Regions from separate parts of the Mus musculus genome. Here region 1 is linked to region 2. A link is a loop called in an ENCODE intact Hi-C map of the cell type or tissue named here. Cell type or tissue: heart. All regions are shown on one strand. Each heading gives the region's core, and the rest is flanking DNA. Links, peaks and the distances in the headings are about the cores only.

What was found. Hi-C counts contacts between places; a loop is a spot of excess contacts. Peaks named below come from ENCODE experiments on the same cell type or tissue, not always from the same donor. Only the 100,000 strongest peaks of a DNase experiment are listed, where the experiment ranks them.
Region 1: it touches region 2 in a loop (3-fold over the local background); 11 of 42 quality-filtered maps call a loop at or near these places.

The regions. Positions count from the first base shown.
Region 1 is chr17:47,916,477-47,932,089 of GRCm38, reverse strand. It overlaps Foxp4 (forkhead box P4), which reads left to right and starts at 7,458. Exons shown (of 17, transcript NM_001110825.1): 1 at 7,458-7,884. It overlaps Gm46601 (a long non-coding RNA gene), which reads left to right and starts at 5,251. Exons shown (of 3, transcript XR_003952247.1): 1 at 5,251-5,336; 2 at 6,057-6,171; 3 at 6,276-6,616. In heart, for the core only: no CTCF peak of the experiment used is centred there; DNase peaks (open chromatin) are centred at 7,439, 7,859, 8,269, 8,909 and 1 weaker place; H3K4me3 peaks cover 5,430 bases; H3K27ac peaks cover 3,785 bases; H3K27me3 peaks cover 285 bases.
Region 2 is chr17:47,865,409-47,881,021 of GRCm38, reverse strand. Foxp4 (forkhead box P4) reads left to right here. Exons shown (of 17, transcript NM_001110825.1): 4 at 130-252; 5 at 673-759; 6 at 2,268-2,415; 7 at 2,525-2,738; 8 at 2,990-3,094; 9 at 3,794-3,881; 10 at 5,099-5,182; 11 at 5,334-5,502; 12 at 5,591-5,667; 13 at 6,286-6,387; 14 at 9,671-9,792; 15 at 11,231-11,297; 16 at 11,749-11,918; 17 at 12,219-13,889. The coding sequence ends at 12,366. Among named protein-coding and RNA genes, the nearest start is that of Gm25201, 32 kb to the right of the region's middle. In heart, for the core only: a CTCF peak has its summit at 7,383; DNase peaks (open chromatin) are centred at 2,721, 3,250 and 7,371; H3K4me3 peaks cover 620 bases; H3K27ac peaks cover 1,019 bases.

The sequences.
Region 1 (15,613 bases), core at 3,977-11,976, 50 kb before region 2:
CATGCTGGCCTCTGATTCATAGTGATTCTCCTGCCTCAGCCTCCCTAGAGCTTCAATTACAAGTGTGAACTGCTACATACCACGTTTCTGTTCTTCCTCCCTTCCTTCTCGTTCTCTTTGGCAGTGCTGGGAATTCCACCCAAGGCTGTATATATACTAAGCAAGTGGTCGACTACCACGGATCCATGCATGGGCGGATTTGTTTTTTAAATGAGATATTTATACATCGGATCCTACCTGTTATGCTAGAGAGGATTAACTCCCCAAATTTATGGACTCCTCCCTATGGAGTAGTTGGCTCTGATACTTGGAAGGAACCCTCAGAGAAAGAAAAAGCAGGCATTGGTTTGTGGGAAGCTAAAGGGTGCAGTGGTCAGGGTGAGACATAACAAGACAGCAACCCCATCATGCCCTAGGTGATGATGAGGTGGTGTGCAGAACACCTAGCACTCAGCCTAGGGTACCAGTCTGCTCCACTAGCATCCACCTCACCCAAGCCTTCAGCTGCTCACTCTGTGAATCTCCAGCTACCTGGCAACAGAGAGAATCTTGGGGTGAGAAGGCCAGCGGTCAAACGTAGATGAACCTGGAGAAGAACGGATCCTAAGTGATAAGGGAGAGACCAGAAAGAAGAGGGAATCAATGAACCGGGAAGGGAATCCTGGGGTTCCGGCCTGGCCTAGAATATGGCTCAGTGGAGTGTACAGAAACCTAAGAAGCAGGTCAGCTCATATACCACATCCAATAGGGACGGAGAAAGGCCACCTTACATCCACTGTCTGTTTGGGTGGGTGGATTGTGCTGGCGATGCAGCTCAATGATATGGATTCATACTGCACACACGAAGCCTTGCTTTGTATCCTCAGTGCTAGATGGGATAGGATGTGAGAGTCAGGGTGGCCAGTGATGTCACAGTGGGTAGAGAGCATGGCGGCACTCACCTGCAGCCCAACACTGAGGCTGAGGAAGGAGGACTGTCATAGTCCTGGCCTTGAGACCAGCCTGAGCTATTCTCCCTGTCTCTGTCTCTCTCTTGAGACAGGGTCTCACTACGTAGTCCTGTGTACTGGAACTCACTACATAGACCAGGCTGGCTTCAAACTCACAGAGATCTGCCTGCCCCTGCCCCTGCCCCTGTCCCTGCTGCCTGAGTGCTGGGACTAAAGGCATGCACTGAGATTGCCTCTCAACTTCACCTACCTCAAAGAACCATAGAGGGAAAGGGAAGGCACCAGGGCTGCTCTCCTGGGTCCTGCTCTGCCCGGCTCACTTTCCCCATACGGAAACCTCTCTGTGCAGAGCTCTCATGTGACCCGTTGCTGGCATTCTCTAATTAATGGAAAACTGCTCACGGCTTGTCGTAGCATTGTTCATTTCCTGATCTTTAATGAGAGATTCTCTACCAATCAGCCCAAAGTCCCTGTGTCCACCACCATGACAGACACAAATCTTAGTGTCTGTATTCTTTGAAGTAATTTTAAAGCTGCTGCAAGCATCTCCCAGGGCTCTGGCACATAGGCCGATGGGTCTCAACTCCACCATGCCAGGGACCTAGTCCCACAGTTATGGTCTTCTATTCAGGCCAATATGGTAAACTGATAAGCTTCCCGCAGGGGCTGGAGCCCCCTCTTAGTGTAAGGGGGAGTCTACAGAGTGCCTGGAAGGATCCTGGCACAGCTCATTAAGATATCAACCCTTAATGAAATATTTCTTTGTTTAAATTGTCATTTATCTTGGGGAACAGAGGCCTTTGTGGGAAGCTAAAAACTGCCCTTGCATCCCTCACTGCCTCCCCCCACCCCAACAGCACAGATCTTTCTGAAAGACGGCAAATGATAGATGGGGAGGGGAGAAAATTCCAGAGAAAGGGGGACCTGGAGGTGAGAAAGGACAGGAGTGACAACTCTGCAGAAGGGAAATGGGGGTCACAAAAGGAAGGGAACTGCAGTGAGGCCACGCTGGGCAAACACCCAGAGTCTAACTGTCCATCAGTGACAGGGAAGCGGGAAAGACACAGACATAAATACAGCGGAATGGTATCGGAGACTCTGACATGTCGGAGAGATTCAGATGTATCGCAGGCTAGTCTTGAATTTGCTGTCAGGACTTTAAATCCTTCAGCCTCTGCTTCCAGTGTGCTGGGGATAAAGATGGGCCAGAGAGGAGGCAGTTGTGAGCACATGATGTTCTTTCAGAGAGTAAGATTTGGGTTCCAAGCAACCAAACCAGGTGGCTCACAACAACCTGTAACTCTAGCTTCTGGGACTCACCCTCTTCTGGACTCCTCAGGCACCCAACACACTTGTGTGTGTAACACACACACACATATATACATTTTTAAAAAAATCTTTCAGAAACTAGTAGAGACTGGCTCAGCCTTTAGGAGCACCTCTTGCAGAGAACCTGGGTTCAGTTCCCAGCACCCACAGCGAGTCTCACAACCATCTGTAACTCCAGTTTTAGGGACCGGATCTGACGCCCTCTTCTGGCCTCCTTGGGCACTGCACTTATGTGGTACACATATATAGATGCAGGCAAAACGCTCCTACACACACACACACACACACACACACACACACACACACAATCTAGAAAGATAAAATGATTGAAAACTTTTAAGGAGAAAAAAAAAAGATAAGTTCCCTTGCAGCCTGATGAATTGAAACAAAGTATCTGGGTGTGTTCGGAGTGTGGGATTAGATACACTGTTTCTAAATGCATACTCACCATTGTGGCCTCTAAAGTGATCTCAGACCTCCTGCCAGAAGCAATTCCCTCTATTGGCCAGCTCAGGCTCTGGAAAGTCTGTTTCCCAGCTCAAAAGAGACTTGATAGCAAGCACCTCCTCGCTTTGTGATCCTAAGCAAGTTACCCCACCTCTGAGAGCCATCTTTGCTTGTAGAATGGAACAAGAGCCCTGCAGATGGCCTAGTACACTCTAGAATGTCCTAACTGACAGCTCTTATAATTTGGCCCTTCTGAGGTTACCTTAAGAAAACTGGGGCGGGGCTGGCGAGATGGCTCAATGGGTAAGAGCACCCGACTGCTCTTCCGAAGGTTCGGAGTTCAAATCCCAGCAACCACATGGTGGCTCACAACCATCCATAATGAGATCTGATGCCCTCTTCTGGAGTGTCTGAAGACAGCTACAGTGTACTTACATATAACCAATAAATAAATCTAAAAAAAAATTAAAAAAAAAAAAAAAGAAAAAAGAAAACTGGGGCTCGGCCAGGCAGTGGTGGCATACACCTTTAATCCCAGCACTTGGGAGACAGAGGAAGGCAGATTTCTGAGTTCGAGGCCAGCCTGGTCTACAGAGTGAGTTCCAGGACAGCCAGGGCTACTCAGAGAAACCCTGTCTCAAAAAGGAGAGAGAGACAGAGAGACAGAGACAGAGACAGAGAGAGAGAGACAGAGAGAGAGAGAGAGAGAGAAAAGAGGGAGGGAGGGAGGGAGGGAGGGAGGGAGGGAGGGAGGGAGGAAGAAAGAAAGAAATTAAGAAAGAAAGAAAGAAAGAAAGAAAGAAAAAGAAAGAGAGAGAGAGAGAGAGAGAGAGAAAGAAAGAAAGAAAGAAAGAAAGTAAGTAAACTGGACTTCGAACCAAACAGGCGTGCTGGTGAGCCAGGTGTATTGGTGCATGCCTTTAATCCCAGCACTCTCGAAGCACAGGCAGGTGGATCTCTGTGAGTCTGAGGTTAGCCTTGTCTACAAAGCAAGTCCAGGACAGCCAGGGCTATTGTAGGAGAAATCCAGCCTTGAAAAACAAACAAACAAACAAACAAAAGAGAGGGAGGGAGGGAGGGAGGGAGGGAGGGAGGGAGGGAGGGAGGGAGGGAGGGAGGGAAAAAGATAAGGAAACCAGGTCTCACAAAAGAAAAACTAAGTGTTTAAGGAAAACACTTTGGGCACAAGTCAGTAAGCTTTGCACAAGTGTTCTTCACGCTCTCTGCCTTAGGAAGGCATCCTTTCAATCTTGTGACTGAAGGGAGGGAGGCTGAAAACTATCATCTGTCCAGGGCAAATGTCTGTAGGTGCCTAGGATGTCATTCAACCTAAGACTGCCTGACTCCACCCTCATGGTCCTGACTTTGGCCTCTGTCTTCCAGTCGGGCCTGCAGGTATGGGACTTGTGGGGAGGGGACCGCCTGGGCTTCTGCTCTTGCCTTGCATGCTGGGATAGGAGGAGTCACAGTGAGGCCCTTGGGGAACTTAGGATTTGTACTGGCTAGTTTTGTGTCAACTTGACACAGCTGGAGTTATCACAGAGAAAGGAGCTTCAGTTGAGGAAATGCCTCCATGAGATCCAACTGTAAGGCATTTTCTCAATTAGTGATCAAGGGGGAAAGGCCCCTTGTGGGTGGGACCATCTCTGGGCTGGTAGTCTTGGGTTCTATAAGAGAGCAGGCTGAGCAAGCCAGGGGAAGCAAGCCAGTAAAGAATATCCCTCCATGGCCTCTGCATCAGCTCCTGCTTCCTGACCTGCTTGAGTTCCAGTCCTGACTTCCTTTGGTGATGAACAGCAATGTGGAAAGTGTAAGCTGAATAAACCCTTTCCTCCCCAACTTGCTTCTTGGTCATGATATTTGTGCAGGAATAGAAACCCTGTCTAAGACAGGATTCCTGTGGGGGAACCCCTCCAAACTGACACAAACTGAGAGAAAGGACTCTGAACTGGCTACTGTGACCAAGACATTGTCTGTTCTGTTACCTTCTTTCAAGAGGTCTGTTTTCTCCCCTGAATTGCCTCAATTAGGACAAGATGGGGTCTTCTGACTCCCTTGGGCTTCCCACTCTGACTCGCAAATTCCACAGTCCCGCAGGGGACTGAGTAGGCCTGAGTAGAGGGGTAAACTGAAACGAAAGAAAAAAAAAAGCAAAAGTTATTTTCCCAGCATGCCCTGTGGGAGCAAGGAAGGAACTGTTGTGGCAAAGTAAGGGGGCAGAGTTCTGTGACGGCGCACACCTGCCTTCTCTGTCCTAGTCAGTCTCTCATTGCTACTTTCCCCTTAGCCCCTGTTGTAGACAAGATGGGAAGAAAACTTTGGAGCAGGGTCACTAGCCCAAGGGTCCCTGGTTGTCTGTACACCATGATGCCACTCAGCTGCCTCTCCACACAAGGCAATACAAAGACCCTCCGGTTCAAGAGCTCCAGAATAAAACCCTGTCCGAGACAAACTGCTCCGGTTGGAACTGCTCCATCCAGCTAGGGTGTAAACTTCGACATGGCAAGTGTCCTTTTGGCCTCAGTTTCCTCCTAGATAAAGCAGAGCTAACAAAAGATCTTCCCTGTGGAATAATCATGAAGATTCAAGAGCCAGCATACCTGCCAGGAGGTAAGATTGACATGGTAGCTACTATCTAGTCCTTGACTTTGGTTGTTTGTTTTGGATTAAAAGATGTTTTAAAAACAAAAAAAAAATAACAATTTATTTTATGTGTGTGCATGCATGCGCAGAAGTCAGATAATACTTTCTTTTTTTATTAAGAATTATTTATTTATTCTATGAGTCCACTGTTGCTGTCTTCAGACACACCAGAAGAGGGCATCGGATCCCATTACAGATGGTTGTGAGCCATGTGGTTGCTGGGAATTGAACTCAGGACCTCTGGAAGAGCAGCCAGTGCTCTTAACCGCCCAAGAGAATACTTTCAAGATGTGGGTCCCAGGGTCCAACTTTAGGGAATTGATAGGTGTCTCTATCCATTGAGCAATCTGACCAGCACTGGTTTGGATTTTTGAAACCGGGCCTCTTGTAGCCCAAGCTGGCCTGGAACCCCATCTGTCGTTAAAGATGACCTTGAACTGCTGAACCTTCTGCCCTTACCACCCAAGAGCTGGCCACTACACCTACTGTCATTTGAGTTTCATTTCTACTGGACCGGTCACCATGCAGTCCAAATAAAAGAGCTGGGCTGTGGGCGTGGCTAGGTGGGAGAGCTTGTGTTTAGCACTTCCGGAGGCGATTTGCTCAACGCATCCCGCAACGCAAATACCTAAACAAGCTGCACAGCAGCCCTATCCAGCTTGACATCTGTGTGTCTCCAAATTTCAGCAGGGTCTATGTTTGCCCTCTTTGTGTCTGTCCACTTGCGCAAACAGAGATGCTTCAGAGCTGGGTTGTAACTACCACCTTTCAGCTCCTGGCCCACGGAAAAGGGGCAGAATAGGTGAGCAGAAATTGCTTAAGCTGTTATCTCAGAAACCCGTTTTTGTTGTTGTTGTTGTGTTTTTTTTTTTTTTAAGAGTTTTCTCCAAAATATGTTATCCCCAGGAAACCAGGCCCAGTCCTTACCCAGTTCATCCTCCATGGGGTCTGCCTGCCCTTGGTCACCTGCCTCAAGGTAACCCGAAGCCAACAGGGTCTCCCAGAGTCACTGCCTTCCTGTGCTCAACCCATAACTTCTCTGGGCAGGGTGGGCCAAACACGGAGGGTCCCTGAGGCGTGCCCCTCACCTCTTCACACACCCGAAAGGGAAGATGTTTGGGTAGAGAGTGGGAGGATTTTTTTTCTCTCTCTCTCAGTTCTCCACCAGTCTGAGCCTGGCTCCTGCTACCCAATTTAGTCCTCCCCCTCGGAACCTGGGCCTTTCCGTGCCCGGACTTCCCCCTCCCAACCCAAACACACACCAGCGTCCCCAACCCCACCCCCACCCCCATCCTCACGGTCCCCCTGGGCACAAGCGGTATTCAGGGACGCCAAGTTTTGTTTACAATCTAATTTGTTCAGATAATTGCCTCGACTTTGCTCTGTGCTTGGCCCGCGTGGATCCAGCCTGAAGCCCTTTCTCCATCGGTTCTCACAGCACTTTATAGGAAATTCCCCTTTGCAGACCGAGGCGGCAGCGCGTGCGCGCCGGGATGGGAGAAAAGACTGTTCACAAAGCCCAGAAAGAGCCTCCCCAGCCCCAGCCCCCACACAGTGGGGAGTCAGAGGGAGGCGCGGCAGGGCCCGCGCTGGACGTCGGCTTCGGACTGGGGGGGGGGGGGTCCTGACCACTCCCCGCGCCAGGCGCAGCCCGCCCGAAACCAGTGAACCGTGTGCCAGCAGGACTTGGCCGTACCTCCAGGTTCCAGGAAAAGGCCAGAGTTAATAAAGCCTCCCATCGGATGGGTCCCCAGTCCACTGTGAAACTCTACGGCCTATCGACTTTGGCAGATCGGTAGCCCCACGTCCCCATTTTTTCCTTCCCCAAAGTTTGGTCCACGTGGTCCTCTTCGGCTTGCCGCTGGCCGCCTCTCAGGGGGAAAAGTGGCTGCACCTGCTTTAGGCGAATTATGGTAGCACTAGAAGTTAGTCTCCCCTCCCTCCGCCGCTCGCTCGTTCGCTCCCTCCTCCCTGTCGCTCGGCGCGCTCCCTCCTTCCCTCCACCCCTCCGGTCCCCCCGCCCGGTGTGCCCCGCCCGCGCGCCGATCGCTCGCAGCCACTCGCAGCCGGGGCTCAGTCGCAGCCCCTCGGAGTCCGGAGCCGGTCGCCCCTACGGACCGGACAGTGCCACCAGCTGCCGGGACGGAGCCCCCCAACACGCGATCAGGGCGCGGCGCAGGCGGCCGCGGCGCGGCGGGGAGGAGCCCGGGCCGGAACCAGGGCTGGGCCGGGGGCGGGGACGCCGGGGTCCCGGAGCCCCGGAGCCGGAGCGAGCTCAGGAGCGTCGCCGGAGCCCGGGGAAGGACGATCGGAAGCTGGAGAGAGCCAAGCCATCCTCCAAAGTGCGATGCCCCCAAGGGGCTAAGGCGCGCGGCGATCGGCGCTAGAAAGATCGCTTCGGAGCGCAGGGGCAGCCCCGGCGAGTGGCGGCGGGCCCGGGCTGCGACCCGAGCGAGCCCCATGCCCCGTGCGGGCTGACGGGCCGGAGCCCGCACTGAGCGGCCGGGCCGGACAGGTAGGTGGCCGATTCAGGGACCCCAGGGATCCGGGTGGGGGCTGGGCCGGGGACTCGTCCAACTCCCTAGCTCGCTCACTCTCTCGCCTGCTCCCCGGCTCACTTTGTGTTTGCAAACTGCCCGCCCGAGGCGCGTCGGCCGCCGGAGGAGCCCGGCCCCGGGCCGGAGCACTTTGTTCCAGCTGGGCCGGCCGCGGAGCACTGACCCTGGTGAGTTGAGAGACCCTGCCCCCGGCCCGGGCCCCCAGCCGATCGGAGCTGTCTGGGGAACAGGTGGGGGCTGAGGCGCGGGGCTGGGGGGCAGCGGGAAGCTGGCCGGGGCGGAGGGGGGGCGGCTTGGAGAAGCCACTGAGGCCCGCCCTGCCCCAAGAATCTGGGCTCCGCCCCCTCCTGGCCTCGCTGCTGGGAATGGGGTGTTAGGGGGCGCGACCCCCCCTCCCGGAGTGAGACAAAGAATACTTCCCGGCCCGGACTTTCCTGAGCCGGGAAGGGAAGTGGTGAACTGGGATCCCCCCAAGTCCAGTCTGCACGGGACTCCCCAGGACAAACAGAAAGACTTGAGTCTGTGTGTGTGTGTTGGTGTGTGTGTTGGGGGGGGCAACAATCTCAAACACCTCATCGCCTTGGTTTGTGGAGGTCACACTTCGAAAGTGCTGAGACTAGTCAACCTCCCCCCCCACTCCCGCATCTCTTAATCAGATCTGAGATAAAGCGGAAAACTTCTTGGGGACTTGAGAGAGACTGGTAATGGCCCCTGTGATTTATTTATTTATTTATTTATTTATTTATTTACGTGCGCCGGAGCTGATCGGTGGGGAACTAATCTAGTGGATACCCTCCTCATTCGGACAGAGCTCCTGCGGGGTAGTGTGAGGTTTGAGAGTGAGGGAATAAGGTAACGGAGAGTGGGCCCAAGGCCACCAGAGATGAAGCTGCCGGAGTGAGCAGTGGAGTCCATTCCCCCAGACTGAAGACTCTGGTGACTCGTGAGACAGTCTCCCCAGCGTCCCTCTGGCCCGCGGCCATCCTCCGCGGCGCTCAAATCTTGCACTTTGCTTCTCCGTAAAACTTGTACTTCTTGAGCTTCACTGGAGGAGAACCTGGTGGCACCCGGTGGTGAGGTGTCCTGGGAGACCCGGGGCCGTGGCCACCTGTGTGAAGGAACGTGTGATTTCGTGGGACGCGGATTCTGAGGCAAAGGCTCTAACCATCACAGATTGACCTCCTCCCACCCCCCACCCCCCACCACCCCACCCCGAAACTGAAGCGACCTCGTGAACACTCTGCTATTGCATCCGGCGACTCTGTAGGTTGGGAGGTCGGGGATATCAGCGGGGTTTCTTTCTCTCAGACAGTGCCCCTCTTCTTTGCACCCTGGGCCTCTTGCGCCAACACTGCCCTGTGGGTTTCCAGGTTCCCTTCCTTGGCACCTGGGATTTCAGATATCTGGAGATCAGCGCTTGTGGCGTGCACCCCTGCACCGGTCCGGACCCGGCGGACCGCGGCGCTCTGATCCGAGCTGGGTAGTGGACTTGGGGGCCGGGAGGAACAAACCTGATTCCGAGCCATCGTTTGGCGGTTCCGGAGCAATCCCAGAAGAATTTTGACTAATGCGGGATTTTTTTTAACCTCGAATTTAAAGCGTCTTTGCCCGGGTTGCAGAGCACCCGCCTAGATTGGCAACCGACGGTGTTGGGTCTGTAATTCAGGGTCGGGAGAGAGAATGCAGTTTCAGCGACAGTCGCTGTGGTTTGCCCGAGTGTCCCATGAAAAAAGGAACGGGTGGTCCACGCTGTTCCGCCGCTTCCTGGCGAAGCTTAATCTTCCATCACCCCCTTCCCATCCCCACCCACGTGAATCTCAGTGGGTTGGCCCCATGGCCTAGGTACCCGCCGCACCGGCATTTTAAGCCCCTGGTTGATCTCAACCGGGGAGCCAGGAGGAGGCTCCTGAAGGGGAGCGGTCGGCCTCAGACGACCTCTACCCGCCCCCGCGGAAAACCGCTGTAGGAAGTCTGCAAGCTTTTCTTCTTTCTTTCCTTTTTTCTTTTCTTTTTTCTTTCTTAATTTTTTTTCCCCTCTCCTTAAACTTGAGAAACTTCTTCCTTGCTAGGGTGATTCAGGGACTGTTCTCTGGAGCTTGGAGAGACAGTTCAGTGGCTTGCTGACTCTGAGGTGCTCTGAGATCAGTGTAGACTGCAGTGGACCACCAGTCTAGGCTGTTGGGCAAGGTGGCCTGGGTATCGGGGACTGTTGTGCTCCACCCCACACACACACTCGCTGCAGATCCTGTGCTATCCGAATCTCAGCTTGTGGGGATCACTAAGTGCCTGATTGTTTTGTTATTGGTGTGTTGTGTTGTTTTCTGGGCAAGGAGGGGGAGACTTGAGACATTGTCTCTTCATGTTGCCTAGGCTGGCCCCACCACACTCAGTATGCTTCTTTTGCAGTAGCCTCTGGGATGCTGGGATTACAGGTGTACCACACACACTCCACCACGGCCCCTACCCTACTTCCAGCCTTGGCGGTAAGATGGAGGAGACCGTAGCTAGAGTCTCTTCTGGCACCAAGGCTGGGCCCCTGGGAGGGGGTTGGAATTGAGGAACCTCTGTACGTGGGGGAGCAGGGCTGGTCAGGCCAAACTTGTTGGGGGACTTGCTCCCTTTCCTTCCTAGAGCACCCGCCCCTTTCTTCTACCTTTGGACAGAAACTTCCTTTCTGACTGTCTGTCTGGTCAGTCCCATTTTGCTAGGAATGTGCATATCCTGCTGGCCCCTGACTCCAAACACACCTTTGCTTAGCAGGGGAGGGCCCCCAGAGGATTGGAAGAGAGTGGCTTTCTTTGATCTGGTAATTTCCTCAGTGTTTGCTGAGTTCCTACCCTGTCTAGGCAGATCCCAGGCTGGGTACTAGGGTACCCTTGTGCTGTCATGGGGTGGGGTGGGGGTTCTGGTCTGTGGACCTCGGATTCCTGGAAGAGACAGATATGGGGTGGGGGTGGGTGGGTGGCATGGGAGGGGTTTGGTTTCAGAGGACTGCTTGAGGGAAGGGAAGGGCATCTCCCCCTGAAGCCGTCCTTTCTTCTCTACATTTTAACCCTTCGCTACCCATAGTACTTTTTGGAAGGTTTCCCTTCCAGACACAATCTGCTTCAGCCTGAGCCTTTATTCTTATTCCCTAAGCAGCAGGAGATACTTCCCTCCTTTCATGGGGCTTCCGAGGTTCTCTGCCCCCATTCTCTTTCTTATCCTCTCTCAGCTTCCCCAGGCCCAAGGCAGCCATGGGCCCATCTTGTTTTGGTCCGGATCCTGTGCCTCTATTGGCTGAAATCGCTTCCTCTGAGGTGGTTCCGGAGCCCTAGAACCTGAGGCACAGAACTCATTCACCTCTAGGGCCATGCGTGTGTCATAGTGAAAAGGGCTTTGGAACTTAGCACTAGAGATAGGGCTCTGGGGAACTTAATTAAGCTGCTGGAACCTCCATTTTCTTAGGTTATAAAGTAGGTCAACAATGCCCAGAGTCGAAGAGCGGCTTGGGAGTTGAATCAGAGGTAAAGTTCCGCAGCCCAGCAAGTGTCTGGCCAGCCAAGGGCCGTCCACTGACGGCCTTTGCTTCATTTTCTTTCTTTTCAAAATTAGTCTACCAGCACTGCCAGGCCACTTATTGGGCCGAATACTGGAAATATTGGAAGTATAAACCTTCATTTTACAGGCTGGGAAATGAAGCCAGAGAGAGGTGGCAACTTGTGTGAGGTTTTCGCTCCTGCTCGGGTGCAGAGCTAGGACTAAAGTGCTCCGGAATGACCAGGGTCTGGAGCCTCTGCTGTGGGTAAAGGAGAAGGGCAGGAATAGAGGGGCTGACCACTCCTTTCAGCAGCCCGGCCCGGCCCTCTCTCTCCCTGATGTGACTGGACTGTATTTCCTGCTTGCCTTTAGTAAGGGTGGGCTTTCCCTGCAACCACCTCCCCTGCCTTGTCCCTTAGGCCTTCTTCAGGTGCTAATAGAGGCAAATGCACATGAGATAGACTCCTCCAGAAGGCTGAAGAGAAAACATTACCGGAAGCCTGGTGTCTCTTCTTTACAAAAGGGAGATTCCTGCTGTTTGAGAATGAATGCTTCTGTTCTCATAGAAAACTGTCAGGCAGAGTCACAGATTTAGGGACGATTACTGAACTGTCATCTCAAAGAGGCAAGCACCTTTCTTGCCAGGAGCCTGAACGTGTTGGCTGTGGCTGTCCTTCCCATCCCCGGCTGGAGTTCTCTGTGGAAATGAATACCTTTGCTTACTCCCGGTTGGACCAAGCCCAGGCTCCCAGGAGGAGCCCTGCTTCCTTTGACCTCTGACTTTGTGCATATTCTGGGCTCTCTCTGAGGGACTGGGGGACTCTTATAGGCTGGAAAACAAGAGCACCCCACACAAAAGGTCTACTGCATTGGAATCACAGGGTCCCAGGACAGATGGACATACACAAAGGGGAGGGGGGCTGCAGGGGAGAAGATTCATGGCTTTGCTATAGGTAAGTGGATCTCTCTCTCTCTCTCTCTCTCTCTCTCACACACACACACACACACACACACACATTCAGTTACCTGCAGCAAAGCCATGAATCTTAACTCCAGCCCTATTAGGCTCGTGCCTTCAGCCCCAGATGTCGCCTCATCGCCTGAGTTCCTTCTTCTTTTCCGATGCCTCCGGATGGCTGGATTGCATGTGTGATGCCAGATAGCAGTGAAGGGTAATTTGCTTTCCCGCTGGGGTTGGTTCTGATGCATCTGACCCCAGTCACTACTGTGTAAATGTGCTGGGGACCCATGGTAGATTTCCTCATAGTAGGACAGCATGCAGAAAAATTGTTTGAAGTAGGGAATGGGGCAGAAGCAACCCAAATCTATCTTATCTATCTATCTATCTATCTGGGTATGGGGCATGGCATGTCTCAAAATTCTGACTGGCAGGCAGGCAGGCTGAGAGGGAAAAGTGATGGCTGCCAGGATTGAGGCTAGGACTTGGGAAATAGAGACAGGCTTCCCAGCATGTCCAGTCTCTAAACCCTATCCTTCCTGGGTGCTGCAGACACATTGGAAAGACCCAGAGAAGAGAGGAAATGAGAGGAGCTCTCTTGCAACTCAGAAAACCCAAAATTGAGCAAGTAGGGGGAATGTGGATCATGGAGCTGGTTGCCAGGACGAGAGGCCAGCTGGGGTTCTGACAGGACTTGTATGTGGGGCCGGAGTTCTTGCCTTGCCGCCATCCCATCCCAGCGTGAGGGGAGAGTGGAGGGGTGGGCAGGTAAGGAGGGCTGAGTTCTGCTTTTCTCAACCCTGCTGAACCAGAACTGGCTTCTGAGATATAGTTCATTCTGTCCTACATTTCTAGGAGTCTGAATTTCTAGTAGACATTAGCCTGAAGAAGTCAGTCCCAAAGAGAGGGACTTCTTCCTTTTCTGCAGGGATTCCCTGTGTGAAGGAAGGAAAAGGCCCAGTCCAGGAGAATTTGAGGGGAATAATGACACGTTAAGATGCACCCAGGGGGCCGGGCGTGGTGGTACACGCCTTTAATCCCAGCACTCAGGAGGCAGAGGCAGGTGGATTTCTGAGTTCGAGGCCAGCCTGGTCTACAAAGTGAGTTCCAGGACAGCCAGGGCTACACAGAGAAACCCTGTCTCGAAAAACCAAAAAAAAAAAATGCACCCGGGGTCCAATGAGGGGTAGCTGCAGGAAATGCTAAGTTGGTGGCAAGGCAGGGTGGGCAGCCAGGGGCCAATGGCACTTGTGGCAGTAGGCTGTGCTCAGGGTCTTACCTCTGGTCCCCTGGGACAGTCTCCCCTGGGTTTACCCCCAGAGACCACAAGCTGCCTGCCCTTCCTGATTGGAGCACACTAGCGTTGGAAGCACTGAACGCTTCCTCCACCCTCCTCCCGCCCCAAGAACATTGAGCATCCTTGTCCCTTGATGGAAGGTCACATATGACGAAGGCATGGGCCTAGGGATGCCACTGTGCATTTTGGGTGCTCAGACTTCATCGTCTTGTAGTGCTCAGCTCAGCTCTTTGCTCCCAGTGCTGAGGGGTGACTTTATGGGTCCTTCAGATATTCTGTGGAGGGTCCCTGAAAGGCACCGCTAAGGATGGGCAGCTCACTGCCTGGACTTTGGCCTGCTGTTCTCTGCTGTTATCAGGTTTCCTGCTGTGCAGTTGATGATTGGGCAGAGCCTCCTCTCTCTGGCCTAAACTTCTTGAGGGTGCGCACAATCTTTGTCCCAACTGTGTGTCCCTGGCCCACTGCCCCTGAAGGGACTTTCTGAAGGGGCGCTGTGGAACTCAGGGCAAGAAACCCTGTGACTCTTCGCCAGCCTCCTCTCTGCCAATTAGACAGGCAGAGGCTGATTAAAGGAGTGCGCTGCCTCCTCCTGCCTGATCCCCATCGACGAGACTTCCCTTCATCAGAATCTCACATCCTCCAGAAATTAATTTGATGCCTCTTGTTATCAATTAATTGAATCTCGTTGGGAGAGAGAGAGAGCTCCGAGAGGCGGCTGCAGCTTGGCCCTTATGTGTTTCTGTCCCCCACCCCACCCCCACTTACCAGAACAGCCTAACCCCCCCCCCCACACACACACACACTCTTTCTTCCTGCTTTTAATTTCACATATATTTTAAAATTGAGGCGCTGCTGTGCCTCTTGGCCAGGTTTGGCTTGAATGGCTCCCTCCGCCTGGGTCCTGGCTGGACTCACCTTTACAGACAGTCTTCCTCTCTGTTTGGTTTCTCCTTAAACAAACAAAATCTCACCCTTCTGGGTTTGTCTCTGACCCCGATCCTGAGTGCTCCACAGACTAGAACCTGGGAGGGGGTGGGGCAGCTACATCCTAGTTAGGGAAAGAGACACACAGAATAGGGAATCTCTCATCAACTTTTCTTTTTTAAACATCTTGTTTGTGTGTGCACACATGAACATGTGCCATGGCATGTAACATGTCCAAGTCCAAGTCCAGCTTTTGGGAGTCAGTTCTCTCCTGCCGCATGGGTTCTGGGAATCAAACTCAGGCTGTCAGGCTTGGTGACACGAACCTTTACCTGCAGAGCCCTCCCACTAATCCATCCTCCCGCCATCTTGTTCCGCCATGTTTAGGAGTTATTTAGAAGTTGTTGCCCTTGGCAACACTAGTCCGGACCTCCTATTCCAGCGTCCTAACAGCTAGGTTAACTATCTGCAGGTTAACCAACTCTCAGCGTCATTCAGAAACATGTGGAATTCCCTGGTCATCCCTTGAACCAAAGATGATAGTGGGAAGGTTTTATAAGATACCCCTGTTCTAGGATTTACAAGGAAAGACTCGCTTCGCATGAGTTCCCAGTCAGACATCCTGTGTGTCAGATATTTACATTAGTGTTCACAACAGGAGTGCAATTATAGTTATGAAGTAGCAAGGCAATAATGTTATGGTTGGGGTCACCACACACGAGGAACTGTGTGGTGGGTTGCGGCATCCGAAAGGTTGATACGCATTGCTCTACAGCCTCCTACTGATCTGCCCCACATCCTGCAGTGGCTTCCAAGGCGTGATTATTATTGTCATGACAGCTCAAGGACCCAGGTCCCCGGAGGTGATCTGACTTAGCTGGAGTCACCTGTCCACTGGAATGTGTCTCTTGAAATGCTTCATTATTCCAGGGGGAGTGGAATATTGCTACCTATTGACTAACTTCACCCCTGGTGACTTTTGTTGGTT
Region 2 (15,613 bases), core at 2,650-10,649:
AGAGACACTGCCCCATAGGTGACAGAGCCAGAACATGAAGCCAGGTAGGTACACTGGGAGCTAGCCACTCTGCCACGCTGTGGGTGAGGCCCTGGGTCCTGCCTCTGACTCATGGGGTGAATCCCACAGGTGCCTGTGTCTGTGGCCATGATGTCCCAGCAGATGCTTACCCCCCAGCAGATGCAGCAGATCCTGTCGCCACCTCAGCTGCAGGCCTTGCTGCAGCAGCAACAGGCTCTCATGCTCCAGCAGGTGAGTCTAGCCCCAGGGCAGACACCGCCCCCCCCATCCTCCCACCCACCTCCATTCCTCCCACCCCACTCCTGCTACTGCCTCACTGAGGACCTAGGCTGTGGCAGAAACCAGAGAGAATGCCCGTGCCATGCCTGGTGGATCCGCATTCATTCCTCTGGGATTCCTGGGGCAGCCCGCAGGATTTTCCACCCTTCTTTCTCATGTGCTGACCTCACTTTAGAACTCCGAGGGAGCAGGCTGAAGTGCGCCAGAACACCCTACCTCCCCATCCCCAACACACACACACTGACATGCGAGATTCGGTCTCTGCCCCTGCCTGTCTGGCCCTGTTCACTGAACCCTCCTGTCCTGCCTGCAAAGCGGGGCTGGGTTTGCTTCTAGCAGCCCTGGAGACTGCCCCCTCTTGTTCCCCCCCAGCTGCAGGAGTATTACAAGAAGCAGCAAGAGCAGCTCCACCTGCAGCTCCTCACCCAGCAGCAGGCTGGAAAACAGCAGCCCAAAGAGGTAAGTGACTGCAGGGGGTCCAGCCTCCCCTTGGGACCTCCCCTGAGGACTCCAACACCCACAGCCCAGCTTTCTCCTCTAGCCTGACAAAAGAATGGCCTTCTGGGAATAATAGAAGACCAGAAAAGAAAAAAAAAAAGTTGTAAGGAAAAGGTTTGAGAGAGAAGTCAGGGGTGAATACTCACATGCCTCCAACCATTTATCCCTACCCATCTTTTCTCCCCTTGCCTCAAGCTGTATTGTCTCTGCACATGTGTGTGGGGGTGTGTGCAAGCCGTCAGATGGGTCTGACAGTCTTTACATATATGCAGCAGATTCCTGTCATCCCATCTCCTTGCTAACGTTGTCCCCTGGAGAGCCAGCTGTCCCATCCTGAGAACTCTCAGCAGTATATACCTCCCTACCTCAGCCTGCCCTAGCCTCTGTCCTGTCCCATGATGCCTGTGAGGCCCTCACCAGTTTATCCTTGTAACTCCCCAGCCCAGCCTTCTGCTCCACCTTCTGCCACAGTTCCTCCTGAGAGGCTACATCAGGTCCCTTGTGTCCTGATAATATTGTCGTCCCACTTCCTGGTTGCCCCTTCCCAGAAAGCTACTGTTGCTCTGCCGGTAGCCAGGTATTCCCCACCCCCTCCTCCCTTCCCGTGTGCTCTCAACTGCTACGTATCTGGTTTTGATTCTCTAAGCTCTTGCCTCAATGAATTGCCACCCCAAATATATACCAGCCCACCCTCCAGGGCAGGCAGGCAGGCAGGCAGAGAGATCCTTGCCTCCTCAAACATCCAGGATCTGCTTGGCTCTCTGGGCTCAGGAAACTTGCTGACAGCCTGACTTGTCAGTGCCTGTGTGGAGAACTGAACGGGGAGAGGTGGGGGAACACATATGCAGGGGCTTGTGTTTGGGCAGCAGTGACATCACTCTTCCGGGACTCAGCTGAGGCTGGTCATGTCCCATCCACTCCTTTAGCACTGTAACTAAACTAGGATGGGATTGGGGGGTGGGGGTGAAGTCTCCCCCACTCCAGAAGAAGGGGGTTCCTGAGCATGTGGGAAGGGTCTCCTCCAGGTGGGAGTGGTCCCCAGATCTGACAGGCTCATTCATCACTGTGATGAGAGAGAGAGAGAGAGAGAGAGAGAGAGAGAGAGAGAGAGAGAAAGAGACACCCCACCACCACCACCCCCTACCCTCCCCAGCACACAGCTGCAGCGTGCATAGCAGAAGCTGCTGCCAGGGAGAAGGGAGGAGGGAGGGCGTCGTGCTGCGTGTCTGGGTCTGGCTGTGTGTGTTTGCGCGTGTGCGTGCGTGCGTGCATGCGTGTGTTTACTGCGAGGAGGCATGCAGCCCTATGGAAGCTGGGCCGGGAGCAGAGAAGCTGCGGCTGCAGACGCTACCACGACAGCTCCAGGGGCTGACAGGCCCTGGGAGGGGGTGGCGGCAGCGTGGGGGCCAGATGGCACGGCCGAGGCCAACGGCACTCCTCTCTGCCCACCCCCTCGGGCTCCCTCCCAGGCCCTGGGGAACAAGCAGCTGGCCTTCCAGCAGCAGCTCCTGCAGATGCAACAGTTGCAGCAACAGCACTTGCTCAACCTCCAGAGGCAGGGGCTGGTCAGCCTGCAGCCAAGCCAAGCCTCAGGGCCCCTCCAGGCCCTCCCGCAAGGTGAGCGATGCCCCACCCCGCCCCCAACCCCACAGCGTTCTCTAAGCCCTGGATAAGGCACGGGCTCTTCCCGTTGTGCTCCCAGCCAGCCAGCCTCTGTCTCCCGCAGCAGCCGTGTGCCCGACAGACCTGCCCCAGCTGTGGAAAGGCGAGGGTGCCCCGGGGCAGCCCGCTGAGGACAGCGGCAGGCAGGAGGGGCTGGACCTCGCCAGCACAGCTGTTACTGCTACCTCGTTTGCCAGCCCTCCCAAGGTCTCCCCGCCCCTCTCCCACCACCCCTTACCCAACGGACAACCCACTGTGCTCACATCTCGGAGAGACAGGTATGGATGGCCCTGGGGGTAGCACGTGACAAGGCTCTGCTCTGGGTAGTACTTGGAACCTCGAGGGTGGCACTGTAGTGGGGACCTAGAGGAAGGGAGGGGCAGAAGGGAGGGAGGGAACCCAGGGGTTGGCCTCTTCTCCCAGGGCGAACAGAATGCTGGACCAGTAGTAGAGACAAAAGCTGGGCCCAGGGCTTGCCGAGCAGAGGGCCTCCGCAGCTCTGACCACTACCTTTTCCCTCTCCTTCCAGCTCCTCCCATGAGGAGACCCCCAGTTCCCACCCTCTTTATGGACATGGGGAGTGCAAGTGGCCAGGCTGTGAGACCCTGTGTGAAGACCTGGGCCAGTTTATCAAGTAGGTGGCATCCAGTCCTCTCCCTGCAGGAACCCTCTGTCCAGCCTGCTCTTATCACCTGGGGTCCTAATGTCCTAGCAGAGCTGAGCCAAGCTAAGCCAAACAGTGGGGTGGCCTAGCTCTTCCTTCCTCTCTGCTTTCCCTGCCCCTCCCCTCCAGATCCCCGCTGGCAGCTTCTCCCCACAACTCTCTCCCACTCCAGAGCAGGGGTGTCAGAGGAGGAAGCCTATCTCTCCACATCCCGGAGAGTGATGGCCTAGGACGCCTAGGACGGCCAGCCGAGGACAGGCAGGGTGGGAGGCAGACAAGGCGGCTGGCAGCAGGCGGCCAGCTGCCACCACGGTGCCAAGCTCTGTCACTGACTGATTAACTCCGCTGTCTCCCGGACCCTTGCAGCATCAGGGTCAAACAAATTGTTTTCACGCTTCGTCAGAGGTTTACTTAATTAGTTCATTTGCAATTAGATCTCTCTGTAGCCCGGTTTTAGCTAAGACATCAAAAGGAGGCTGAGGAGAAAGCTTCCTCAACTGCCGCACCCCCCCCCCTTTGTTCCACCCATCTCTTCTTTGTATCTCTTCTTCTGTCTGCTTGTCTGGCTAAGGGCTGGCTGACAGACTCGGGGCTTGGAGGATGGGTTCTAGGGGTAAAGTAGAGAAACCAGAGCTCACTCTCTTTCTTCCCTGCCTCCTCCTCCCTAAGACACCTCAACACAGAACACGCTTTGGATGACCGGAGCACGGCCCAATGCCGCGTGCAGATGCAGGTGGTCCAACAGCTGGAGATCCAGGTGTGACCCGAGGGTGTGAGGGAGGGTCCCGGGAGGGTCCTATGGTCAGAGTCCATCTTGTGCTCTCTAGGGCTTATTCACCATCGTGTGAGGTGAGGACAGCTGAGGCTGAGTAGCCAAGGCTGAGGCCCTGTATGCAGGGAGCTGTTTTTATATGCTAAGTAAAAACAAGACTCATGTGAATGGCTAATGTGCAGGCCTGCTGTGCAGCGTGCTTCAGGACATCCTCAGAGTGGTCTGCCTGCCCTGCCTGCCGGATACCATCATCTCCATATAACACAGGCCTAGGGAGCCACTCAGGGAATGGAGGGACTGGGATTAGAACCCTTACTCCGGCATCACATCGAGTCCTTAAGAGAGCCACCGAATCAGCCGTCCCTGCTTAACCATCTCTGGCTGCTCACAGGGTGGAGAGAGGGCAGTTGTAAGAGATGCTTTGAGGTTTATGAATGGGGGAAGTGAATCATTTGCCGTCCCCACTCACCTCTTCAGTAGTGAGCCAGGCAGGCACTGGGGTGTTGTTCAGCCTCCCGTGGGGAGAAGGGGCGCATGGCTGGTTGGAAGAAGATTGCCATGTGTAAGGTGGTGTGAGCCCAAGACTGCTGTAGAGAAAGGGAGAGAGCGTCAGTTCCTGGTCCTGAGGAGGTGGGAGTCCAGAAGGGCAAAGAATGGCCAAGGCCTTTAGCAAGTTTTCAGAAGTGAGGCTCAGAGGGAACAGGTGCCTTGGTTGGGGGGGGGGGTGCTGGTGTGTGTGTGTGTGTGTGTGTGTGTGTGTGTGTGTGTGTGTGATGTGTGTGTGTGTGAGAGAGAGTGAAGGAGGGGTGAGGGGCAGGGTGTGTGTTTGTGAGCGTGTGTGTGTGTGTGTGTGTGTGTGTGCATGTGTTTATGTGTATGTGACGGGAGGGGGGAGGGGGTGTCTGTGTGAAAGAGAGTGGAGAAAGGCAGGGAGGTATGTGCGTGCATATGCACAAGTGTGTATGTGTGTGTGAGAGAGAGAGGTGGGGAGTGGGAGGTGTGTGTATGTGTGACAGAGTTGGGGGAGGGGTGTGTGTGAGAGAGGTGAGGAAAGGGTGGTGTGTGTGTGTGTGTGTGTGTGTGTGTGTGTGTGTGTGTGTTGAGACTTTCTGAGGGCCTCCAGGTCTCCAGTGACAGTGACAGTGACAGGTAACCTGTAGGGGAATAAGAACCCATCCCCCCCTCACTGTGCCTTTTCACAGCTGGCCAAGGAGAGTGAGCGGCTGCAGGCCATGATGGCACATCTGCACATGCGGCCTTCAGAGCCCAAGCCCTTCAGCCAGCCAGTGAGTGCCCTGCCCCCACTTCCCAGCATCCCCCGACCCCTCCTCAGCACAGCCCTGACCTTCAGGGAACAACCTCTTGGGGTGCTTTTCTCAGCACCTACCCCATTGCTCACAGCTGAACCCAGTCCCTGGCTCCTCCTCATTCTCCAAGGTGACCGTCTCCGCAGACCCGTTCCCGGATGGCCTCGTGCACCCCCCAACTTCAGCCGCTGCCCCCGTCACACCCCTGCGTCCCCCTGGCCTGGGCTCTGCCTCTTTGCACAGTGGGGGCCCTGCCCGCAGGAGAAGTAATGACAAATTCTGCTCCCCCATCTCCTCAGGTGAGGCTGCTGTAGGAGGGGTACCCCCCAACCCCAACTGATGGGGGTTCCCGATCTGGCTGCCTCACCTTCTGCCTGTCTCCCCCAGAGCTTGCCCAGAATCATGAGTTCTACAAGAACGCTGACGTCAGGCCCCCCTTCACCTACGCTTCCCTTATCCGCCAGGTAAGCATGGAAGGCCGGAAGGATGGAGAAGGCAAGTTTACTGGAGCCAGGCCTCCTGATGCCCGACCATAAGGTCCCTCACTCCTGAGCCCCTCTCCTCCGGTCTGCCTCCTGCGGGCTGTAGCATATCCTGCCTGAGCTCACTGGGTCCATTCCCATTCATCTTTATTGTCCATATGCACAGGGTGACGCTCACTTCTGCATACGTACACTAGCTCGCACTTGCTATTCATAAACACAAGCACATGCCCTTACACACGTGGCTATTCTGTGGTACTTCCTACAGACGTGCGTTCTCTCAGGGCGCACTTTGCCCAAATAAAGAAAATCCCCAACCGCCTCAACAATAGTGCTACCTCAGGCTAGGGCGCATGAAGCCCTTTCTCACCCCCAACCGTGAAGGGCTCCCATGTCTTTTTTGCACATGCGCAGTCTCTGGAGGCCCGGCTCCCAATACCCTCAGCTCTCTTAGCTCATTAGCCTAGCGGGGAATCCCAACCCGCCTCTGGGTCTCCTGTCCTCAAGGATGAGTCAGGGGCTACATAAAAGGGTGGAACACAGGGCCGTGAGGCCCCCAGATCTAGTCTGAGGGTCTCTTTGCCCTTTCCTTGCCTGCAGGCCATTCTGGAAACTCCAGATCGGCAGCTGACGCTAAATGAGATTTATAACTGGTTCACCAGGATGTTCGCCTACTTCCGAAGAAACACGGCCACCTGGAAGGTAAGACCTGCCCTATCTCCCTCATCCTGACTTTCTTCTCTAAACCGCCACAGTCTACTGAGACCAAGGCTACCTACTACTTTGTCCCCTCAACAGTTCTGCAGAAATAGCCCACCAGGTCCACCAATAGCCCTCACCCCGGTCCCCTCAGCAGCAACTCCAGTGTTCCTAACTTGCTATTTTGTACATCGGGGACTTGCGTATTGTCGCAGATGGTCTTAAAACCCTGGGTTTAATGATCGCCCTGCCTCCACCTCCCTGAGTGCCAGGATTTCAAGTGAACATCACCACACCCTGTTAGACAGTTGCTAGGTGTGGAATCCAGCCCTGTGTGTGCGCTAGGCATGCACAGTGTCTTCCTTTTAATGACCTTGGCCAGCCTCGCACTGTCTCTTTAACGGGAAGAAATTATTTCTCTTTAGTATGGTACAAAGAATTCCAACTCCCTGAGACAGGGCCTCTGGAGGGTTGACGGTCAGCTCAGTGGCAGGTCCTGGGGTAAATCCATGGCTCCAGATTTCATAACTAATCCAGTCTAGGAGGAGGTTCAAAGGTGTATACTGGCCCCAATACATGGGTAGACTGAAGTCTATAGACCACTCCCAGGGACACAAATGGATACATACAGCACCCAGCTCACCAGTGGCAGGGAGGTAATTGTCTCTATTCAATTAGTCACTTAACACTTTCAGCTATAAGCATTTTCCTTGGAGACCAGAGGAATGCAAGGACCTAGGAAAATGGGCCAGAGATGTAGGCTGGGACACTGTTCTATGGTCGATATAGGGTGTGCATGCGCACCATGTGTGTCTTGCACTATGAAGCAAGATGAGAAGGTGGTATCTAAATTAAGGCGGAGTTGGACGAGGAGGAGGAAGTGGGGGGTGGAGTATTGGCCCTTTCAGGAAGTCAAGATACATGAGAGGGCGTCTCTCTCTCACTCTCTCAGAACTCTAATTGTATCCCTGGCTCTCGGGTCCTCCTGCTGGCCTGTGAGAAAACTGCAGCCAAACAGACCTCCTGCAGTGTGACGGGTTTCTCCACAGTGGAACGGAGGAGGCCCTCCGGGCCAGGGCACCGCCAAGCACTGGGTGGGATCTGCAGCTGTCCAGCCTTTTCTACCTTAGTAATGTGCAAAGGACTACTAGAAGGGCCTATCATGGCATCTTCCCTTTCCTGTGCCAACCTCCCAAAGCTTAGACTATGCAGCAGGGGCAGCCACTCTGATTGGCTATGAGTGATGTCACTTCCTGGCAACCACAGCCCTGCCCTCTTTTTGAGCTAGCGTTGTGTTTTAGGAGCCACCTGGTCCAGCCTCCAACGTCTAGGCCAGGTCAGATGGCAGACTTTACAGATGATACAATCCCATCACCTAGAGTTGAATATAGCGTAGAGCTGGTTCAGGCAGCTTTCATAGCTTCTCAGTGGCCATGCCGAGAGCCTCACCTTGATCTGTTTCATCCCTCACACACAACCCTAATCTGGTCCTGATATAGTGTGGCTTGTTGCTACGTGGCACCCTGGGGGGTGCCACACTGCCCTGTCCGGTCAGACTGTACTGGCTTGAGATCCACACTGACTTTGAGAGTTCTTTTCAGCCAGCCAACTTCATTCATGCTACTGGGGAAAGAGTAGCCTGTGGTTTCTTCCCATCTATTTTGCACCTTCTCCGGGTCATCTTTCTCTACATCACTTGGGTTTCTTGATCCCCACCCCCACCCCTTCTGGTCCCCATCCATAGACCATGCCGGCTGCTTTAGACCTAGGGTATCCAGGCTTGGGGGTGGGCGTGTGCCAAGCCAGCTGCCATTTCTTAGGGACAGAGCTACCATCTGCCAAGTGGATGGTCCTCAGCAGCCTTCCTGTGTCCATCCCCTCCTAGGGCCTGTGTTGTGGGCCCATCCTTTTGTTTACGCAGCCCCCGCCAGACCCCTTAAATTGCCGTTAATGTTTCAGCGTAACGAATTAGTCTCTCGTCACGAATCAGGCTTCGAAACGAGGGAAAAAAAGCCCCGGCGAGGCCACCCTCGGAAATTGGGGTCATTCTCATTTGCAAAGCGGAGGATCGGAGCCCCGTAATGCGGGCAAATTTATTCCGAGGCAGGAGCCCCGGCGTGATTAGGCCCTTTGTAATTATCGCTCCGTGAGATTCCACTCCAGCCGCCCGCCTCCCTCGTGGGTTAGCAAGCGAGTCGGAAAAATACACAGGATTTAATTAGAGGCAAATTAAAATTGGTAATGAAATCGGGCCAGTTGCAAGAGGCAAGAGTTGGATGGGAGAGAGGGAGAGCAGATCTCCAGGGGCACCCGCTGCCTGCCCTGCCCGCTTTCTTCCCCGTTTAGAAATGTAAAGAAGAGCCGGGATAGGCGGGTTGGAGGAGACTGGTGGGGGACATGTAATGGGGACAGGGCTGGGGCTGCTGGTGAGAGACAGAAAAACTGAGAGCAGAGATAGGGAGGTGGGACCAAGGGACCTGGGGACAGGAGATGGGTGGATCAGTGCCCTCACCCAGGCTTCCAGAGGGAATTGGGCCCTGCAATCCCCGCCCATGTGTCCTACCAACCAGGTGACCTCAATTTCTGAAGTTCTCTTTCCAGGACGAGGTAGTGACAAGATGTCTTACTCTCTCTCTTGTCTTGTTGTCTTGCCGCTGTGCATTTGGGCCGTCTTTTCAAGTCAGCAGTAGGTTTCCAGGTGTATCTATTAGGCTCCACTGGATACCTGTGCTCCCAGAAAGCTATCTGTCTGGAGCTCACAGCCTCAGCCCCCACCCCCACCCCCAGACTCCTAGGGGTTCAGTAAAGGTAGTGAGGACCGTAAGCTAGTTGCCAAAGTTATCTGCAGTGCTCAGTGTGTGCCTGAGGTACAGTGTCTCAGCCTTTCTAAGCCACCAGGGTCCCTGTGCAATCTTAAAATCAGAAGTCAGGAGTGATTTCTGCCAGTGTGTTTGGCCAGTGAAGATGTAGAAAGGAATTATTTAATTTCATTGGCAACAACATTTTCTTGAGACCGGGCCTCTATGTAGTCCAGGCTGGCCTGAACCCCCCTGTATAGACCAGGTTGGCCTCTGCCTCCCAAGTCCTCGGATTGAAGGCATGTACCAGCACACCCTATCCGAGACAACCCTTTCTGAGATGAGACAGACATTGAGGACTTTCCCTCTCAGTGTCCCTGTGCCGGGACTGAGGTTATTGTTCCCTGGGATATGAGATGTGGGACCATGGGAAGATTTTCTACGTACGTTCACTGGAATGGAGGTGAACCCATTCACTGCATCCCCAGAATGCCGTGCGCCACAACCTCAGCCTGCACAAGTGTTTCGTCCGTGTGGAGAACGTCAAGGGGGCCGTGTGGACTGTGGATGAGCGGGAATATCAGAAACGGAGACCGCCAAAGATGACAGGGTATGTGGGCCCTAGCTGAGTAAGCTGTCCCAGCCCGGCCTGAGCCAGCCCAGCTTCTGCTTCTCAGGGACACCCCGGATGCCCTCCTGAGAAAGGAATGTGGGTGTCAAGGATGAAGGAGACCAGTGTGCATGGCCGGCTACCTGGACATAACTGGCAACCCCAAGATGGGCACTGCCATCCTCCATTCTCACTTCTGACTAAGAGAAGGAATCTCAGGGAGCAGGGTACCAGAGAGGTGAAGCCCACAGTAATCATGGCTAGAGCTGGCATGTGAGCTGAGGTGACAGCTGCCATCCTAAACTCTTCCTGCTATAGGATAAGAATCCTGGACCCACCGTCTTTATTTCACAGTGGAATTGTTGAGTGGAGAGGGCCAGGGTCTGACGGGAAGCCAGCAGGAAAGCAGGTTGGGTCCAGGACCAGGCCTCACATCCAGTTTATGCTCTGTTTCAGCACACAGTAGGTCAGAACCTTTCCCTATCTCACCAGCACCTATTTTCTTGCCTACATACATTGGCGCCGGGCTCCTGGCTCAGGGGAGACCTGAAGTAGGCTAAGATACCTATAGTACCCACTGTTCCTTCACCCGAGCAACGGGCTTGCTGTGCAACCGCAGAGTAACAGGGGTAGGGTGAGATTGTGAAACGCCCCACCATGTGCCCACATTCCAGCCTCCGTCCTTGGTAGTGTTCTCTCATTACCAGCTTGGACCCTTCTGCTCCTCTGCTTCTTCCCTACTGTGTGACTGAGACGCTCTATGGGGGGGAGTATGTGGGGGGGAAGGTGAGCCCCCAATCCTTGCCTTCCTCAGTACTGCTGGCTTCTGGAGCCTGCTTGGTATAGGGCTCATCTGCCCTAAGTTCAGGAGTTCCAGAAAGTGGACTGTTTGTTATGAAACTGTTTTTCTGAAACAGTTTCATAACAGAGAGGACAGGCATGGCGGTGCATGTCCGTAACCCAGTGCTCGGGAGATAGAAGCTGGAGGATCGAAAGTCCTCCGTTTTGTTTCGTTTTACGATACCGGACTTTTCTCTATGTAGATCTGGCTGTCATGAAACTCATGCTGTAGACCAGGCTGGCTGTGAACTCAAGAGATCAGCCTGTCTCTGCTTCCTGAGTGCTGGGATTAAAGGCATGCATGCCCCTGGTGGTGGGGAGAGAATGGTCTGAGAGAGAAAGTGCTGGCCACACCCTGTGAAAGGGGAATTCTGGGAGTTCTGCACCGGCTTCCCGGCTCTCGGTCCCAGATCACTCTAAGGTTGGAAGTCCCTGCTCCCTGTGGGCTTGTGGGCTTTTAAAACAGCAGAGAGGATCACAAGGATCCAGCTACAGGTTCCCAGCAGTGCGAGAGTGAGGCGCATATTTTCATCCCGGCTCTGAGTCAGAGGGAGGTTGTCTGTGGATGTGTGAGTTGAGATTGCCTTCTCTCCCGTAGGAGTCCCACTCTGGTGAAGAACATGATCTCGGGCCTCAGTTACGGGGCACTTAACGCCAGCTACCAGGTGACTGAGCCCACTGCTCCCCTTTGGCCTGCCCCAGGCTTTGCCCTAGAGGAGGGCCATAGGTGGGAAGGAGGGTAAAGACCACACCCCACTCTTAGCCTAAGCCCTGCTTCCAGACCAGTGTGTGCCTCTGATTTCAAGCCTGAGTTCGGAGAAAGGGTGGACGTAGACTGAACCAGACGATGGGACCTGAGTCCCATCCCTCAGGCCCTCAGACTAGGGTCCTCTGTCTCCAGGTGGGAGTGGGGGGGGCAGGCGGGCATTGCTAGGCCAGACCAATTTTCCAGAAAAGCTGGGTAATGGGGTGAAGAATTCTTACTGGTGTGTGGTGGGAATGGGGCAGGGGGTGGGGGGGAAGTGTTACTAGTTAGATCAGTCTGCCCCCTGCATGAGGGCTCTGACGACCGGGAAGGGTCTCCAGCCACTGATAACACCACCCCATGTGCTCCAGGCTGCCCTGGCAGAGAGCAGCTTCCCTCTTCTCAGCAACCCCGGCATGCTGAACCCTGGCTCAGCCAGCAGCCTTCTGCCCCTCAGCCAGGAGGACCTGGGTGTCCCTGGGGAACCACTACCCAGCAATGGGAGCAGCAGCCCGCCTCGTCTTTCCCCTCCTCAGTACAGGTGAGCACATGCCATCTCTCCCATCTTCATAGGACAGCCTTCCCACAATTCTCTCTATCCTTCCTCCATCTTTCCAGACTCTCTCTTCCTTTTCACTTTCCACTTCTGCCTGTCTCTCTCTCTCTCTCTCTCTCTCTCTCTCTCTCTCTCTCTCTCTCTCTCTCTCTCTTTCTCTCTCTCTCCCCACACAGAGCCTGGAGAGAGATGGTGGGATCGTAGCAGGGCCCTGGCCTTCTAGATCAGTTTGTGGGAGGAAGGGAGGCCTGGCAGCCCCACACCCGCATCACCCTTTCCATCCAGCCACCAGATACAAGTCAAAGAGGAGCCTGCAGAGGCAGAGGAAGACCGACGGCCGGGGCCTCCCTTGGGCGCCCCCAACCCCAGCACTGTGGGGCCTCCAGAAGACAGGGACCTGGAGGAGGACCTGGGAGGAGAGGACATGTCCTAAGGGCAGGGTGGGCGGGCAGGGCAGGCCAAGACCCTGCCGCCCAGTGGACCCCGGCCTACCCACCCCACTCTACAGCCCCTCCAACCTCAAGGCACTTCGGGGACTCAGACGGGGGAGATCCGGGCCAGTAGCTCCCATGCCACCTGACTGACAGACGCCTGGGGACAGGCATATCCCTGCTCCCCGCAGAGAACACAGAACCCTTGGACTGGGACCCGTAGAGGACATGGAGGGCCCAGACCCTCTCAGCCCCTCCCTGTATTCCCAACCACCACCAGCAGCAGCAGCAGGGCTCTCCTTCCCCACCAGTGCTCCCCTCCAAGACCCCTTAGCACAAGGGGAGACCCGCAGGCGGGGCTGAGCCACCCCCACAACCCTACCTTCTTCATCCCCTCTGTCCCGTCTGTGGCAGAGGTTTCTGGCCAGAGGACCCTTCCCGGTTCATCTCCCCTCATCTTCTTTTCCCAACTGTGAAAATTAGTTCTCCGGTCCCAGCTTCCTGCTCAAAGGGGCAAGCAGGCTGGGGGCGGGGCACCTGCAGACCAGCCCCCTCAGCTGCGGGAGCGGAGCAAGTTGTGCCCTGCCCTTCCCTCCCTGACCTGAGGCAGAACCCAGATTAAGCAGGTCTCCACCCCACCCTGTTTGCTGGGCACTCCTGCGGCACCCCGAGAGGGACCCCCATGCTGGACACCTTCAGAGCGTGTGCATAGGTGGTCTCTGACCTGAACATCACAGTGCGGAGAAAGCCCGGCTGGAAACACCCTCGCCCCCAGCCTACGGGTCCCCGAAATGGGGTCCTCTCACCCCGCCCCCTCACCTCCTCCTGTCCTTCCCTCTCCCAGTTAAAACGGATGACCAAAGACCTTTCTTATGCCGGAAGCAAAAACCAAAACTTTTTGTTGGCTTTTTCTTTTGCCGCCTCCCGAGCACCCTGCCCTCCCAACCCTGCCCCCTGATCCCGGGCTGGAAGCCTTCCCTCCTTCACTTAAGTTATTGTGTTAAACCAAAGTTTACAGTGTCTGTTGGTAGCAAGACCCCCTCCTCCCCTCTACCACCCCCCCCAAGGGTCCAGGGGTCCTACTCGCTTCCCCCCTGCTCATACCTTGCCTATGGAGACATGAGAGGGCAGAATCCTGCCCCCAGCCCTGGGCTGCTTTCGGGGGTCGGGGGAGGGCTCTTCAGATGCCTCCATAGGACCAAGTCCCCATCATTGCCGGGAGTGTGGATTCTAGCAGCAGAGCTGGAAACGATGAGATTCCACAGACCCCCTATGGGGGACCCACAACCCAAGACCGCAGACTGGGTGTAAGGGATGCCCGGAACACCCTGACCAGGCCCCTCCCCTAAGACTTCTTGGATATTTCCCAGGAGAATCCCACATTCACCGCCAAACCCCTATCCCTACCCAACACAAGCTGCCCTCCTGAAAGGCAAGGGCGCCCCGCCCCCGGCCTTCCCCCATGTACCCCCACCTGTGTTCCGTTTGACCAGCACAGAAATATTAAAGTCCTCTATTTACCGGGCCCTGTGTGTGTCACCAAGGTGAGAAAGGAGAGGGCCCTTGGAGCCAGATGACTTGCTGAAGGCAGGAACGACAGGCAAGCCAGGCACAGGTGACACTGGGTTCCTCCTCTCCCGGCTGGCACAGTGAATGGCAGGCCCTGGGTTTGCAGCTCAGATTGGTGATGGGGGTTCTCTGCCAGGGCGCTCTGTTCCAGCTGGGAGAGTATTACAGCTCATTGCCTTGGGCTTTGTCATTGTGGCTGTGTGCTGCTCTATGCATGGTGCCCAGCTAAGCCATCATGTCACCTGGATGGGCATATGTGCATCCTGACACTCCAGAGTGGGTTACCTGTTTGTACCAAGGTGCATTGTCTGCAGTGGCATAGTGCATGCAGGTGGCTCTGGGGTAAGACAAAATAGTCTAATCCATTCAGGGGATCCTGGGTAGTGAGGAGAAGGAAGAAGTGGCCCAACTATTAGTCCCAAGGTGAGTTCTACCCGTGGGTGACATCACCTTTGAATACTGCTCCCCAGGGCACCCACCGGGACCTCATCTCCCATGCCAGTTGGTGCTTGGGCAGCTGATGGACTGGCGGGAGTGGGGGGTGTGGCACAGGAAGAGATGTAGCAAACCTAAGTGCTATCACCCCTCAAGCTCCTGGGACTTTCCAGTGACTGCGGCTATGGCTCAGAAATGCCTGCTGACCTCCTCTGCTCTTTCTCCTTGGCTTCTAACCTTGGCTCCCTGAGCCCTCTCCGCAAACTTAGCTCCCCCACTCTGCCACCTGGTCCTCTGTACACTTGGCAAGAGTCAGATGAGCTCCTTGTGTCTGGCTATTCACCCCTACACACACACACACACACACACACACACACACAAACACCGGATCTGGAGAGGACCGGGCTTCACTTGGAGTCTGGCAGACCGACACGGATGCGCATGCGCACTTGCACACCCCACCTCACCCTAAGAGGCAGCGTTGCTGATGCCCTGATCTGCCTGCCTTCCCCACCCTCCAAAGAGCAATGTGGTGTCTGCTTACTCCGGACAGCACCTGCCATGCGCTCTAACCTGACATGGCCTCTTAACACCTTTGCTCTCCTTTTCCCTCTCTCAGCCCCACAGGAGAACCCAGGAATGTTAGCTACCAAGTACCAAACTTCTGTACCCTACCCCTGCAAAGAGAGGATCTGTTCTGATAGCAATTCCCAAGGCCAGCCTGCTTACTCAGACCCTAGAAGGGACAAGAAGCCATCCTTTCCCCTAACTCCCAGCTTTGTACTCAGGATAGTTCTCCTGGCAGTCTAACTTCAGTTTCTCCTGTTTCAATTAGAATCCTAATGGGTTTTGTTTTTTGTCTTTCCATTCCTCCATAGAGTGATGGAAATGTTTATCAGAAATACTAAGCTGCGTCGAGAAGAAAGCTGAATATCTACATGGATGTTGATGAAAACTGTCCCTGTAGTATATGACACAGGAAGCTGCTAGGATCGTTGAGTTTAACGTCTTCCATTTTTGTTTCTGAGTCAGGATCTTCTATACAGCCCTGGCCGTCCTGGGACTTAGTATGGAGACTGACTGGGCTAGACCCAGACTCAGGCAAACAGCCTGCCTCTGCCTCCCCAGTGCTAAGATTACAGATGTCTGCCGCCATGCACCAGCTATCTTCTCTTTAGGTCAGGCTCCCACCAGGAAGTCCTCCATCTAGTCTAGCTTCTAGACTTCCTTTTGTTTTGTTACAGG